Regions from separate parts of the Homo sapiens genome. Here regions 1 and 3 are each linked to region 2. A link is an interaction called in ENCODE POLR2A ChIA-PET data of the cell type or tissue named here. Cell type or tissue: GM12878. All regions are shown on one strand. Links, peaks and the distances in the headings refer to the core of each region. The heading gives the core; the rest is flanking DNA.

The links. Peaks named below come from ENCODE experiments on the same cell type or tissue, not always from the same donor. Only the 100,000 strongest peaks of a DNase experiment are listed, where the experiment ranks them.
Region 1: POLR2A ChIA-PET joins it to region 2 with 5 read pairs; 5 of 35 experiments call an interaction of 5 or more read pairs at or near these places.
Region 3: POLR2A ChIA-PET joins it to region 2 with 6 read pairs; 4 of 35 experiments call an interaction of 5 or more read pairs at or near these places.

What each region holds. Positions count from the first base shown.
Region 1 is chr12:68,644,893-68,649,733 of GRCh38, reverse strand. RAP1B (RAP1B, member of RAS oncogene family) reads right to left here. Exons shown (of 8, transcript NM_001010942.3): 2 at 953-1,035. The coding sequence starts at 1,009. Among named protein-coding and RNA genes, the nearest start is that of SNORA70G, 20 kb to the right of the region's middle. RefSeq lists a silencer at 1,919-2,119. In GM12878, for the core only: no CTCF peak of the experiment used is centred there; no DNase peak of the experiment used is centred there.
Region 2 is chr12:68,481,543-68,486,383 of GRCh38, reverse strand. No RefSeq gene overlaps it. Among named protein-coding and RNA genes, the nearest start is that of LINC02384, 32 kb to the right of the region's middle. In GM12878, for the core only: no CTCF peak of the experiment used is centred there; DNase peaks (open chromatin) are centred at 2,609 and 3,483; H3K27ac peaks cover 1,511 bases.
Region 3 is chr12:68,585,129-68,589,969 of GRCh38, reverse strand. No RefSeq gene overlaps it. Among named protein-coding and RNA genes, the nearest start is that of RAP1B, 23 kb to the left of the region's middle. RefSeq lists an enhancer at 2,063-2,112. In GM12878, for the core only: no CTCF peak of the experiment used is centred there; a DNase peak (open chromatin) is centred at 2,389.

The sequences.
Region 1 (4,841 bases), core at 1,433-3,932, 160 kb before region 2:
CACTTTGGATACAAATGAAAAAGCAGTTCATTTCACATTGTATGTACTTCTCAGTTTGTTCCAAGCATGACACTTCTCAGCTAGGTGGCCTTTCTAAGTGGCCAAGATGGTTTATCTTATGAGTGAGACAGAAGGTCAATCTATTTGCTTGTGAGGCTTTGCTAAGCTCTGAACTATTCATCAAATTATTTTCCCTACGTTTTTCCTCTTTCCCAACCCTCATTACCCAGTTATGTCTTCATTCTTGCTATACCATTCCTTGATGCAGAAAACGTGCCGTTAAAAAATGTAAAGCTGGACAGTCAAAGGTAATATTTGAAGACTTTTTATAAGCTTTGATATTTTCTAACATAAAATGTACAGGGTAAGACTATTCATAAGAAGAAAGAGCAAGCCAGGCATGGTGATTTATGCCTGTAATTCCAGCACTTTGGGAGGCAAAGGTGGATTACTTGAGGCCAGGAGTTTAAGACCAGCCTAAGCAATATAGCAAGACGCCATCTCTACAAAAAATTTTAAAAATTAGCCTGGCATGGTGGCACGTGCCTGTAGTCCCAAGCATTCAGGAGGCTGAGATCACTTGAGCCCTAGCCTGGGCAACAGAGTGAGACCCTGTTTCAAAAAAATAAATAAATAAAAAGACCAAAATTTATTCCTATCTGGCTCTGAAATGCGAATGCAAAAAGACATGTATTTGTACGCTCTCAATCTCTGTGCTTAGCTCAAATTGTATTCCAGCATAACTCGTGTCATTCTGGAGTCAATGTTCCAGAGAGAATATGATCCACCCAGATATAATTAAAAGTTGAATAAAATTACAAGAAAAATATTATATTGCTTCTAAAGTCATTAAGGAATTTTATCTTAACAAAGACAAATCATCAAAACCTAAAACTCAACAGAAAAAGAACGTCTTGGAGTGAAAGGCTTAGGTAAAGTAAGAATGACTTACCAAAGCAGACTTTCCAACGCCTCCTGAGCCAAGAACGACTAGCTTATACTCACGCATGATGCAAGCTTGTCAAAACCTAGTACCTTATTAAAGGAAAAAAAAAAAAAGAATTCTAAGTAAAGTTGTGTATTCCTGTGCTTTTCACAGAAATAAAACATTCAGGAAAATAGATTTATTTAAAATGATTACTATACAACCCTAGTATGGAGCACCCTATAAGCAGACTTATTAAAAGATGCTCAGAGGTAGAAGAAAACTACAGAATTACAGACATGACTTTGAGCCCGATCCAGGATAGAGCACAGGTCTGAAAAGAAATCCAACCTATCACCTGTTTTGTTACATCAAGTTTTACTCAAACACAGCCATATCCACTCATTTGTGTATTGTCTGTGGTTTCTTCTGTGCTGTAACAGCAAAGTAGTTACAACAGAGCCTAAATATTTACGTATCTGGCCAAGCCCTGGCATACATAAATGGTAAATATAATATGTTGGTAGAGGAAGCAGAAGACCAAATATTTATTCCTAAAGTGGGGAACGTACAGACAACCTGAAAATGGTCTTGAATCAGAGGCAGAACTGAAGAATATGAGTTCCCAGACTGAAAACGTCTACTTAGAATGTTTAGTATGATGAAATAGTAGAAATAAAAACAAAATATATCCAGAAAGAAACAATCCATACCAAGGCTTATCATTATAAAATTTCAGTATATGAACAATAGACAGAAGGTCTTCAAGGATTCCAGGGTGGGGGCATTACATGAGAATAAAAGGCTCCTACATTCCTAGAAAAAAACTAAAGAGTCAGTAAAGTGGTACAAAGGTAGCAACCAGAACAGATTTTAAAACTTCTGATCAAGAAATGACAGTTTTTTGGGTCATGGTTAACAAAGCTACTATAACTGATTTAAATGATTTTAATCAACTAATAACAATTTGCCTCAGAGGATATGCTTCTACAAACTAACCAACTAATGAGGGTTCCTTACTTCTGAAACTCAGGCAATCAAAAATGGCCTGTTAAACAGACACATCCCAAAGCCAACCAATCAACAACTGTCTTCACTTGAGTGACAGTGCTTCTATAGCTAACATTAACCTGCTCCTGTCTTTGAAAGTTTGCCAACCATGGAACTTCCTAATTCCCCAAAATCCTGTAAGACCAGCAGTCTAGCAAGGTTGGGGAAATTAAAAAAAAAAAAAAGGGAAAAAAAGAGCAGTGTATCTGACCAGGATAGCTTAGGTAATCAAGAACTCGGCCAGATGTGGTGGCTCATGTCTGTAATCCCAGCACTTTGGGAGGCTGAGGTGGGTGGATCACTTGAAATCAGGAGCTCAAGACCAGCCTGGCCAACATGGCAAAACCCTTTTTTGGGGGGGGGGGGGGGGGCGGGGAGTGGAGTGGGGGGCAGGGACAGGGCTTCACCATGTTGGCCAGGATGGTCTCGATCTCTTGACCTCATGATCCACCTGCCTCGGCCTCCCAAAGTGCTGGGATTACAGGCGTGAGCCACCACACCCGGCTTCAAAACCCTGTTTCTACAAAAAAAGACAAAAATTAGCTGGGTGTGGTGGTACACGCCTGTAATCACAGCTACTCGCAAAGCCGAGGCATGAGAATCGCTTGAACCTGGGAGGTGGAGGTTGCAGTGAGCTGAGATCACACCACTGGAGTCCAGCCTGGGCAACACAGTGAGATTCTGTCTCAAAAAGATTCAATAGGATACAAAATAAAAATTGATTTAAGGAAATTTTCAAAAGTATTCTGGCAAAGACCCAACAGTTAAAGTAAAGAGATGGCCTTTCTTTTTGTATATGGGTTCAGGTCTGAAATAGGAAACCTAAAATGGAAAATTGGTAATCCGAAAAAATCTACAATGGTTGAGATTTTCAGAGTCTTACAAACAAACTAGAAAAAACTAAATAAAAAGGTCTTTGTTTTCGAAGAAATGCAAGCCCACAGATGAGGCTACTTGTACAAACAGAGCCACAGGAGGAACTGATGTTGCATGTTCACTAACAAATGGAAGTACAATAACCCCAAATCTGTTCATTATTGCTGCTCCAAAGGAAATATGAGCATCCAATTCTCCACCCTTCCTCCACTGGGAGTGAGAGTGGGACTGACTACATATAGTCACAGGAAACCTTTTGGGGGTGATGGAAGTGTTCTAAAAACTAGTTGTAGTGGGCCGGGCGCAGTGGCCCACACCTGTAATCCTAGCACTTTGGGAGGCTGAGGCAGGCGGATCACAAGGTCAGGAGTTCAGCCTGGCCAATATGGTGAAACCCCGTTTCTACTAAAAGTACAAAAATTAGCTGGGCATGGTGGTGGGCACATGTAATCCCAGCTACTCGGGAGGCTAAGGCAGGAGAATCGAGTGAACCCGAGAAGTGGAGGTTGCAGTAAGCTGAGATCGTGCCACTGCACTCCAGCCCCGGTGAGACTGCAACACTCCATCTCAAAAAAAAAAACACACCAAAAACTGGTTGTAGTGATGGCTGCATAACTATATATTCACTAAAACCTCCAAACATAACACAACTGACCGAAACAACATAAAAACTACAATTTTAAAATACTGAATATAAAAACTATACATTTATCAGAGGTGATTTTTCTAAGAGACGTATGCCTTTCTTATTTCACAAAGGTGGCTGAGTTGGCTGTGGGAGCTACACTTCTTAGTGAGGTGACTGGGACTCTTTTTCCCAGCTGCTTCATTTATCCATGAATGAGCATTATTATTTGTTGCTAGAATGAGTCAGGTTCATCCATATTATTGTATCTATCAGTAACTTGCTCCTTTTATTTATTACTGTTGATTAAAATATACCACATGAATACATGATATTTTCTTTACCCATTCACACCAGCTGATTTCCAGTTTGGGGATATTATCAGGGTATTTCTGTTACCTTAAACAGCAAAACAAAACAAAAAAAACCCAACAGTACAATAGTCAAGATTTGAATCAGTATTTTTCAAATCTGTGCTTTCTACTACACCAGCCTTGAAAAGACTGAAAAACAGATTTTTATTGCGAATGCCAACTCTGACTGACTGGCAACAGCCATTATCCTGTTTTTAGGATGGTGTGGTTGCATCTAGTTTTGCAGAAAAGACAACTCTGTTCAATAAGCAACATAATTGGCTTGTGGTGCTGGTAGGGACTGGGAAAGAGCTGTAGCACCTGTTATTTGTATAGCGTATTTGTGATCTTTAGGCATAACCTTTCTGTTCAAGTGTTCTTTTCCTGAAGTCCTTAGCTCAGGTTAAGAATGAGCACTTTGAAATATGTCAATTCCCTAAAATTTCATGCACAATTAAAAATGGGAATAGTTACATCAGATTTTCAAAGACATTTGTGACAACTACTATTTGAGACATTGAGACTAATTGTTCTCTTTCACAGAACCCCATGGGGGGACAATTTTGACAGCACAGCATAGTGGCTAATGGTACCTAAGTTTCAAATTGTGGTTTTCTATAATCTTGGGCAAGTCACGAAACCTTTCAGAGCCTCACTTTCCTTCCAGGTAAAATTAAGATAGTAACAGCTACATGATAAGGTTGTGAGATGGATTACAAAGAATGTAAACTCCATGAGGATAGGGATTTTTTTTGTTTTACTCACTGCCATATTCCCAGAACCTGAAACTGTGCCTGAAATATGTGATCAATAAATTAAAGAAAGAATAAGGAAAGAAATGTAGTAATTCTTCAGAGTCACTGACACAACACCTTGCACATACTCGTCAACAAAAGATAAATTTCAGGCCAGGCGTGGTGGCTCACGCCTGTAATCCCAGCACTTTGGGAGGCCGAGGCGGTTGGATCACTGGACCAGCTGGACCAGGCTGGTCAGAAGTTCAAGACCAGCC
Region 2 (4,841 bases), core at 1,133-3,632:
CCGCAACTTTGTTTTTTTTAGAGATAGGGTCCAGTTCTGTCCCAGGCTAGAGTACGGTGGTGTGATCATAGCTCACTATAGCCTTGAACTCTTGGGATCCAGCGATCTTCCCATCTCAGCCTCCCCAGTAGCTGGGACTACAGGTGCATGCACTACCACACCCAGCTAATGTAGTATCATTTTGGTCATATATCCATGAATCTATTTCTGGACTCTCCCTTCTGTTCCATTAGACAATTTGCTATCCTTATGCCAATGCCCTCCTGTCTTAATGCTAAGTCTTGATATCTGATAGAATAAGTTTTCTCATCTTGTTCTTCAAGAGTGTTTTGGCTATTTCTGTTTTATTTCTCTTCTACATAATTTTAGAATTGGCTTGTTAATTTCCATATTTAAAAAAGCTGCTTGGATTTTGAATTGAAATTTCACTGGATATATAGATCAATTTAGGAAGACCTAACAGCTTTACAATTTTGAATCTTCCAGTCCTTGAACATGGTACATCCCTCTATTTATTTAGATCTTTATATCCTTTCACTAATGTTTCTCTGTGAAGGTTTTTATGATAATTTCTTAACTTAGGTTTCCTACATAGTTACATGTGGGGCAGGTTTGAAGTTTCAGTTTGATAAGATGATATATTTTCTTCTAAGAGTGGTCTCAGGTTATGGCAAACTTATTCATAGCTATCCTGGGCTGGTAGCCTGTATGTGTTTGATTCCTTTTTCTTTTCCTGTTTTTTTTTTTTTTTTTTTGGTTGTTGTTGTTGTTGTTTTTGAGACGGAGTTTCACTCTTGTTGCCCAGGCTGGAGTGCAATGGCACAATCTTGGCTCACGGCAACCTCTGCCTCCCAGTTCAAGCGAGTCTCCTGCCTCAGCCTCCTGAGGAGCTGGGATTACAGACACCTGCCACCAGGCCCAGCTAATTTTTTGTATTTTTAGTAGAGACAGAGTTTCACTATGTTGGCCAGGCTGGTCTCGAACTCCTGACCTCAGATGATCCACCCGCCTCGGCCTCCCAAAGTGCTGGGATTACAGGCATGAGCCACCGCATCTGGCCCTGATTCCTTTATCACTGATAGCCATTTTAAGCTCCCAGCTTCTTGCAGAAGCTGTTCATAGTGCTTACCTCTAAAATGAGACTGAAGCAAAGGGTAGGTGGAAAAGGGAGCCCTCCATAGAGTCTTTTATAGTTATTTGTATAGTTGGATTTGTTATTTGATGACAATTAATACAACTTAAATTACCTGTAAAATTTAATAGGCAACCATTTCCCCTCCCCCAGCTCCCAAACTTTGGCAACCTTCTCGGTCTTCTCCAACCTTCTCGGTCTTCTCCTTTCTTCACCGGCTCATCACCTGTGCTCCAGCACCTAGCTTTCTTTGATTTGTCTTTGTTCCTTGAGAGTGCCATTCTTCTTTTCACCTGAGGGCCTTTGCATTTCTTGTTCTTTGTTTTTTTTTTTTTTTTATTGATCATTCTTGGGTGTTTCTCGCAGAGGGGGATTTGGCAGGGTCACAGGACAATAGTGGAGGGAAGGTCAGCAGATAAACAAGTGAACAAAGGTCTCTGGTTTTCCTAGGCAGAGGACCCTGCGGCCTTCCGCAATGTTTGTGTCCCTGCGTACTTGAGATTAGGGAGTGGTGATGACTCTTAAGGAGCATGCTGCCTTCAAGCATCTGTTTAACAAAGCACATCTTGCACCGCCCTTAATCCATTCAACCCTGAGTGGATACAGCACATGTTTCAGAGAGCACAGGGTTGGGGGTAAGGTCACCGATCAACAGGATCCCAAGGCAGAAGAATTTTTCTTAGTACAGAACAAAATGAAAAGTCTCCCATGTCTACCTCTTTCTACACCGACACGGCAACCATCCGATTTCTCAATCTTTTCCCCACCTTTCCCCCCTTTCTATTCTACAAAACCGCCATTGTCACCAACAGCTCATTGACAATGGCATTTCTTGTTCTTTAGGTCTGTAATGTTCTTCACAATTTTGCCTAGTTAGCTTTAACTCATCCTTCCGTGGCTCTCCATTTCTACAGCACATCCTCAGAGCAGCCTTCCATGAATTTCAGACAGGGTCATATCCCCTGGTATGTGCTCTTCTAATATCTTATATTTCTCTCTTGCACCATTTACCACACTTTTAATTAAATAATTAATTTTGAAAGTAGTTGTATAATTCCAGATGTGAGCTTCATGTTTGGTCAGGCAGTATGACTGTCTCATTTGCTGATTAATTCCAGGACCTAGCAGAGTACCTCATACATCATAGGCCTTTGAGAAACACTTATTGAAGGAATCAACAAGTAAGGGGATAATATTTTTTAAAGTATACGTCATGCATTTATTACCAACAACCCCCTCAACTCCAAAATCGGGCACAAGGATTGAAAATAAAAAATTCATTGCACTGCTTAGTAAAGCATTACTAGTAACTTTCATTAAAAATGGACAAACTTTGTTAAAAATTTATGAAGCCTTCAGATGATTTGGTTACAGATATTTGTAATATGTGCATTTAAAACTATATGTTAACTGATATAATGGAATATGATTTGAGGAAATGACTCAGCAAATGATTCTACAGACATCCTTGTGAGCATTCATAATCTGAAACAAACAGCAAAATGAGGTCACCAAATGTACCAACAGGGGGAAAATACTTTCTAATGAAGGCCTAAAGATATCTGTGAAAACTATTCTCTGAAGCGAGTTGGGAGATCTCATTCAAAATTATTGCAAGAGGGTCAAATGTAAGAATCTTGGGAAATCACATTTCAGAGAATATATAAAAATCTAAATAGGCTTTCACATTTTCCAGATTTTGCTCAATCAAAATTCAGGACAGAAAGTCCTAATATGAAATCTTGGGTACCCCCATCTGCTCCTAATGAATAAGAAGTATGTTAAAGACCAAAATTATTGGCATAATAATCCATTACATATACATCACATGTAGTGTAATCTTTATTTTTCTTATGAAAAAATCATGTTTAAAAATGGCAAAAAAGTACACATAGGCTGTTTTATATAGCTGTAAAAATTTATATCTGAACAGATCTAACATGATTCTGCTATACTCAGAATTCATTTTATGAGAACATGCAAGTAAAGTACTTTTTCTAATGTATATAAAGATACCTAATTAACAAGGCACACTGTACTAATGACTAGGAAAAGTAGCTTTTTCTCCCCCACCACCCTAAGAATTCTTGTCATGATTTCCCTTTTGCAGTAAAATTTTGAGAAGCAATTGGCAATTTAGGAGGTAACAGGGTATCTTTTGGTAAAATCTTGAATTGTTGAGCTCTTGGGACTGATCTCTCTTTGGGAGTGTCTTTTCTTTGCATGGGGCTTCTAGAGATGTGTTCAGATTTGCTTATTAAGTGTTTAGTGTGTATTAGATCACACATGAATGTGTCCTGACAAGCTCAGCCTAGCCACAGTGAGCAGCTTTGTGGCTAGCAAAAGAGAAAGAGCAGTTGATTTGTACCCAGCTGCTGTCACCTTGGTGATGTACCAGATAGCAAGCAAGCAGATGTTGGTTTGTTGCCTTTGTCCTCTTTCCTCCTAAAACAGTACTGGCGTTCCCACTTGAACACAGCTGTGAGTTTCTTGTGTGTTGTTATTTGTTTTTTGGTGTGAATTGTCATCTTTGATTTTTTTTTAACCCCCACACTCCCCCAGACAAGTCAAAACCTCCAGGTGAATGAGTTTTTTGGGGAGAATCTTAAGTATAGTTTCTGATTCCCCTAAACCTCTTCATGGAACCTTAGGGATCTTAGGCTCCTGGATTGGGAAATTTGAATTATTTTTCTGTTTCTGTTTTGTGCAGTGCAGGCAATGTGGTTCTGTAGTCCCCTATACTTGGAGTGAGTTCTGAGGATACCATCTGTAAAACGTCTCTTCTAGAATCCCCACTGCCTGAAGTCTGTAAAGGCCCTCTGCCCACGAACAAAGGAGGGACTTAATAACCCACTAAGGATTTTGGTAGGAAAAGGTAATTATTTCCCAAGATGAGGGCTGCCTGGGAGACTCTTCTGCTATCCCCAGGAGTCCCTTCCTCTATGCTGATTTCTAGGCTCCTATCATCCAACATCTTCAACTTCAGATGCAAGCTGGTCTCTTACTGCCTCCCTGGAGTTTTGTTGTTGGACAATTTCCTGTCCATGGATCCTCATGAGATTATGCTGAAATTTCATTCCCAATGTCATCAGGAATGAAACTAACCAAAATTGAACTCTAGAGAATGTGCTTTAATATCTAAGAACGCAGCTAAGTAATTGCTGTGTTCATCAGAGGAGGAAATCATTCACTATAAAATGCTGTAGGACAGACAACTCATTTTTAAGCAAGTTCATAATGGGAATTGCCTAAACAGAATTAAACTTTTATGGATTTTTTTTAAAAGAACCTATTTATTCATCAGACTTAAGAGAAACATTTCATTTCACTTAACTAAAAGGGCAGAAATTTTTGATGTCTCGATTACACAGGAAATGTGTTATGCACATGTTCATTAGAGTTTAATGGATGACTTCAGTTGTAAAAAAAGTTCGGCCATGTTGAGACTCTTGCTCAATGATCCCTGGTAAAATCCCCTTCTTGCTACTCACTCTGTAATCAGATGTTACATCTATCGACCCAATTCTTTTGAATGGTTTCTAAAAAGGAGAGGCCATTAGTTCAAATGTGCCATTTTCGCCTGTCAAAAGGCAATTTGCAAATGAACATTACACTCTAGGAAGCAGAGCTCTTCCATTCTCAGAAAAAAGTGATGATAATTGGAATTTGCATATGTTTCTTTTTTGAGAGACAGACCACAGAGTTTGTT
Region 3 (4,841 bases), core at 1,433-3,932, 100 kb before region 2:
AGGAAGCAGTGTCCCGAGGCTGTGAGGCTGCTCAGGGCAGCAGGGCACTGGACCTGGCCCATGGAAACCATTCTTCCTTCCTAGGCCTCTGGGACTGTGATGGGAGGGGCTACAGTGAAGGTCTCTCTCGCTCTGTTACCCAGGCTGGAGTGCAGTGGCACAATCCCAGCTCACTGCAACCTCCGTCTCCCAGGTTCAAGCAATTCTCTTGCCTCAGCCTCCTAAGTAGCTTGGGACTACAGGCATGTGCCACCACACCCAGCTAATTTTTTGTATTTTTAGTAGAGACGGGGTTTCACCATGCTGGCCAGACCGGTCTCAAACTCCTGACCATGTGATCTGCCCACCTCAGCCTCCCAAAGTGCTGGGATTACAGGTGTGAGTCACTGTGCCCGGCCTTGGCTTCTTTTTACTTATGTAAATTTCTGCAGCTGGCTTGAATTCTTCCCCTGAAAATGGGCTTTTCTTTTCTACCACATGGCTCAGAGGCAAATTTTTCAAACTTTTATGCTCTGCCTTGCTTTGAAATGTAACTTTGAGTTTATGTCATTTCTTTGCTTATGCACATGAGCATAGGTTGTTAGAAGCAGCCAGGCCATATCTTGAACACTTTGCTTCTTAGGAATTTCTTCTGTCTGATACTCTAAGTCATCACTCTCAAGTTCAATGTTCCACAGATCCCTAGACGGGGGCACAATCCAACCAAGCTCTTTGCCACGGTGTAACAAAAGTGACCTTTGCCCCAGTTCCCAATAAGTTCCTCATCTCCATCTGAGAACTCATGAACTCATCAGCTTGGCCATCTCTGTTCATATCACCATCAGCATTTTGGTCACAATCATTCAACAAGTCTCTAGTAAGTTCCAAACTTTCCCTCACCTCCCTGTCTTCTTCTGAGCCCTCCACACTCTTCCAACCTCTTCCCATTACCCAGTCCCAAAGCCATTTCCACATTTTTAGTTATCTTTATAGCAATGCCCTACTCCTCAGTACCACTTTTCTGTATTAGTCCATTCTCACATTGCTATAAGGAAATCCTTGAGCTGGGCCAGGCATGGTGGCTCACGCCTGTAATCCCAGCACTTTGGGAGGCTGAGGCGGGTGGATCATGAGGTCAAGAGATCGAGACCATCCTGGTCAACATGGTGAAACCCCATCTTTACTAAAAATACAAAAATTAGCTGGACATGGTGGCATGCACCTGTAGTCCTAACTACCTGGGAGGCTGAGGCAGGAGAATCACTTGAACCCGGGAGGTGGAGGCTCCAGTGAGTTGAGATGGCACCACTGCACTCCAGCCTGGTAACAAAGTGAGGCTTTAAAAAAAAAATACTTGAGCTGGGCACAGTGGCTCATGCCTGTAATCCCAGCACTTTGAGAGGCTAAGGTGGGTGGATCACCTGAGGTCAAGAGTTCAAGACCAGCCTGGCCAACATGGCAAAACCCCGTCTCTACTAAAAATACAAAAATTAGCTGGGCATGATGGTGCATGCCTGTAATCCTAGCTACTTGGGAGGTTGAGGTAGGAGAATCACTTGAACCTGGGAGGCAGATGTTGGAGTGAGCCATGATCACACCATTGCACTCCAGCCTGGATGACAAGAGTGAAACTATGCCTAAAAAAAAAAGAAAAAAAAAAAAAGCCGGGTGTGGTGGCTCACGCCTGTAATCCCAGCACTTTGGGAGGCCAAGGTGGGTGGATCACCTGAGGTCAGGACTTCAAGACTAGCCTGGCCAACATGGTAAAACCCCATCTCTACTAAAAATACAAAAATTAGCTGGGTGTGGTGGCAGGCACCTGTAATCCTAGCTACTTGGGAGACTGAGGCAGGAGAATCACTTGAACCTGGGAGGGGTAGGTTGCAGTGAGCTGAGATTGCGCCACTGCATTCCAGCCTGGGGGACAAGAGTGAGACTCCGTCTCAAAAAAAAAAAAAAAAAAGAAAAAAAAAAGAAATACCTGAGACTGGTTAATTTGTAATGAAAAGAGGTTTAATTGGCTCATGGTCCCACAGGCTATACAGGAAGCAATGAAGCATCTCCTTCTGGGGAGGCCTCAAGAAACTTACAATCATGGTGCCAGAGGGCAAAGTGGGAGCAGGCATCTTACATGGCAGGTGCAGGACCAAGAGCGAGAGAGGGGAGGTGCCACACACTTTTAAACAGCCAGATCTCACGAGAACTCTATCATGAGAACAGCACCAAAGGGATGGTGCTAACCATTCAAGAAGGACCATCTCAGTGATCCAATCACCTCCCACCAGGCTCCATCTCCAACACTGGGGATTAAAATTTGACATGAAATGTGGGCAGGGACACAGATCCAAACTATAGCACATGGTGACTGTGGTAGCTCTGACAGTGGAGGCAGGGAGCTCCCCTGTGCTGGTAATGTGGTTTTAATACACTGACAGTGGTTACTTAGTCAAGCTCTAGAGAACAGTCTTGGAAGCAGCTTCCTCTTTAACGACAAGGACAAAATTCTCAGCAGTGGCCACAAGAACATTGGCAATAGTAGCTGTTCTGCCATTTTCAGTGGTCTCTCCAGCACCACTGCAAACTAAATAGAAAACAAATGCAAATTTTATGTCTTTTTATGAAAATGTAGCTCCTGGTCTTGCTTGGAAACACATCAGTTCTGTAAAATAGAGCACTTTTTTATACCCTAATTTTCTCAAGAAATGATGTCATTTGTTTCTCAAATATTTAATATTTCTGTAACTACATGGTAAATCAAGATTGCTTTTCAATTCTTTGTGGTTTTTTTTTTGTTTGTTTGTTTTTTTTTTTTTTTTTTTTTTTTTTTTTTGAGACGGAGTCTCACTGTTTCCCAGGCTGGAGTGCAGTGGTGTGATCTCGGCTCACTGCAAGCTCCGCCTTCTGGTTCACGCCATTCTCCTGCCTCATCCTCCCGAGTAGCTGGGACTACAGGCGCCCCCCACCACGCCCAGCTAATTTTTTGTATTTTTTAGTAGAGACGGGGTTTCACCGTGTTAGCCAGGATGGTCTCAATCTCCTGACCTTGTGATCCACCCGCCTCCGCCTCCCAAAGTGCTGGGATTACAGGCATGAGCCACTGCACCCAGCTGCTTTTCAATTCTTCTGGTATTTTCAGCTTGGTGGTATGTAGTAGCTAGGTGATGACATTAGATAACATTGTTTTTAGAAAGGGAAATTTAAAATAATGTGTCTAGTTGGGACTCTACAGAGAAAAGAAGACAGTAAGTAATTAGCCAATTTATAACTAGGAACAAAAGATATAGCTCCAACCTTTACTTTTGAACAAAACAATGAAATAATATAAAAATAGAACAGTACTTTTTAGGTAATATAAGTGAGTTGAAACCTCGGCCAGGCATGGTGGCTCACTCCTGTAATCCCAGCACTTTGGGAGGCCGAGGTGGGTGGATCACCTGAGGTCAGGAGTTCGAGACCAGCCTGACCAACATGATGCAACCCCATCTCTACTGAAAATAAAAAAAAATTAGCTTGGCGTGGTGGTGCATGCCTGTAATCCCAGCTACTCAGGAGGCTGAGGCAGGAGAATCGTTTGAACCCGGGAGGCAGAGGTTGCAGTGAGCCAAGACCTCACCATTGCACTCTAGCCTGGGCAATAAGAGCAAAAGACTCCATCTCAAAAAACAGCAACAATGAAAAACCCTCATAAGAACATTGTATACGCTGTATAGCGTTTTTGGCCTTAACTATCTCTGCACATGGTAGAGTTTAAAGCTTCTTAAATTACACAATTTGCAGAATGCCACATAGTCTGACTTCCTTTACTGCATCGGTCATAGGGGACTGCTATGGTAGATCCTTTTCTTCTGCCTGTCTGGGAGATTCCTACCATTGCAAGCACTTCCTATGAGGTCAGAAATGACAAATGTATAGCAGACATGTCTATGCCCAGAGGACCACCACTCATCCATTCCAGCACTCTTTTTTTTTTCTTTTGAGACAGAGTTTCGCTCTTGTCATCCATGCTGGAGTACAGTGGCGTGACCTCTGCTCACTGCAACCTCCGCCTCCCAGGTTTAAGCAATTCTCCTGCCTCAGCCTCCCAAGTAGCTGGGATTACAGGCACCTGCCACCATGCCAGCTAATTTTTGTATTTTTAGTAAGGATGGGATTTCACCATGTTGGCCAGGCTGGTCTGGAACTCCTGACGTCAGGTGATCCAGCCGCCTCAGCCACCCAAAGTGCTGGGATTACAGGCATGGGCCACGGCTCCTGGCCCCAGCAATCTTTACCACTGAGCCCATGCATGGCCTCAGAATCCTTATCAGCTCACCATTCTAGGGCCCACTACCAATCGGTTGGAATTAACAGGAGATGAACTGTATTTGGTATTTTTGGATTAGGGAATTAAAACAGGGGCATTAGCTCTAAAGCCTATAGGGAAGTGAGGCTGTAATCCCAGCACTTAGGGAGGCTAAGGTGGGAGGATTGCTAGAGCCTGGGAGTTCAAAACCAGCCTGGGCAAGAGAGAGAACCCATTTCTACAAAAAATAAAAATTTAGCCAGGCATGTTGATGTGTCCTTGTAGTCCCAGCCAGTTGGAAGGCTGAGGCCATAGGATCACTTGAGCCCAAGAGGTTGAGGCTGCAGTGAGCTGTGATTGTGCCACTGCACTCCAGCCTGGGTGGCAAAGAAAGACCCTGTCTCAAATGAATAAATAAATAAAGTGAAATGAATGTATGTTACCTAGCAAAGAAGAAATTGACTTGCCAAGAATAAGACCTTTTTTGTTTTAATTTTTAATATCAGCTTAATATCTGGGCCTGAAGAATCAGGAGAGAGAGTTTGAGCATGAGGAAGCTAAGAATGGTAATGACCAGGTC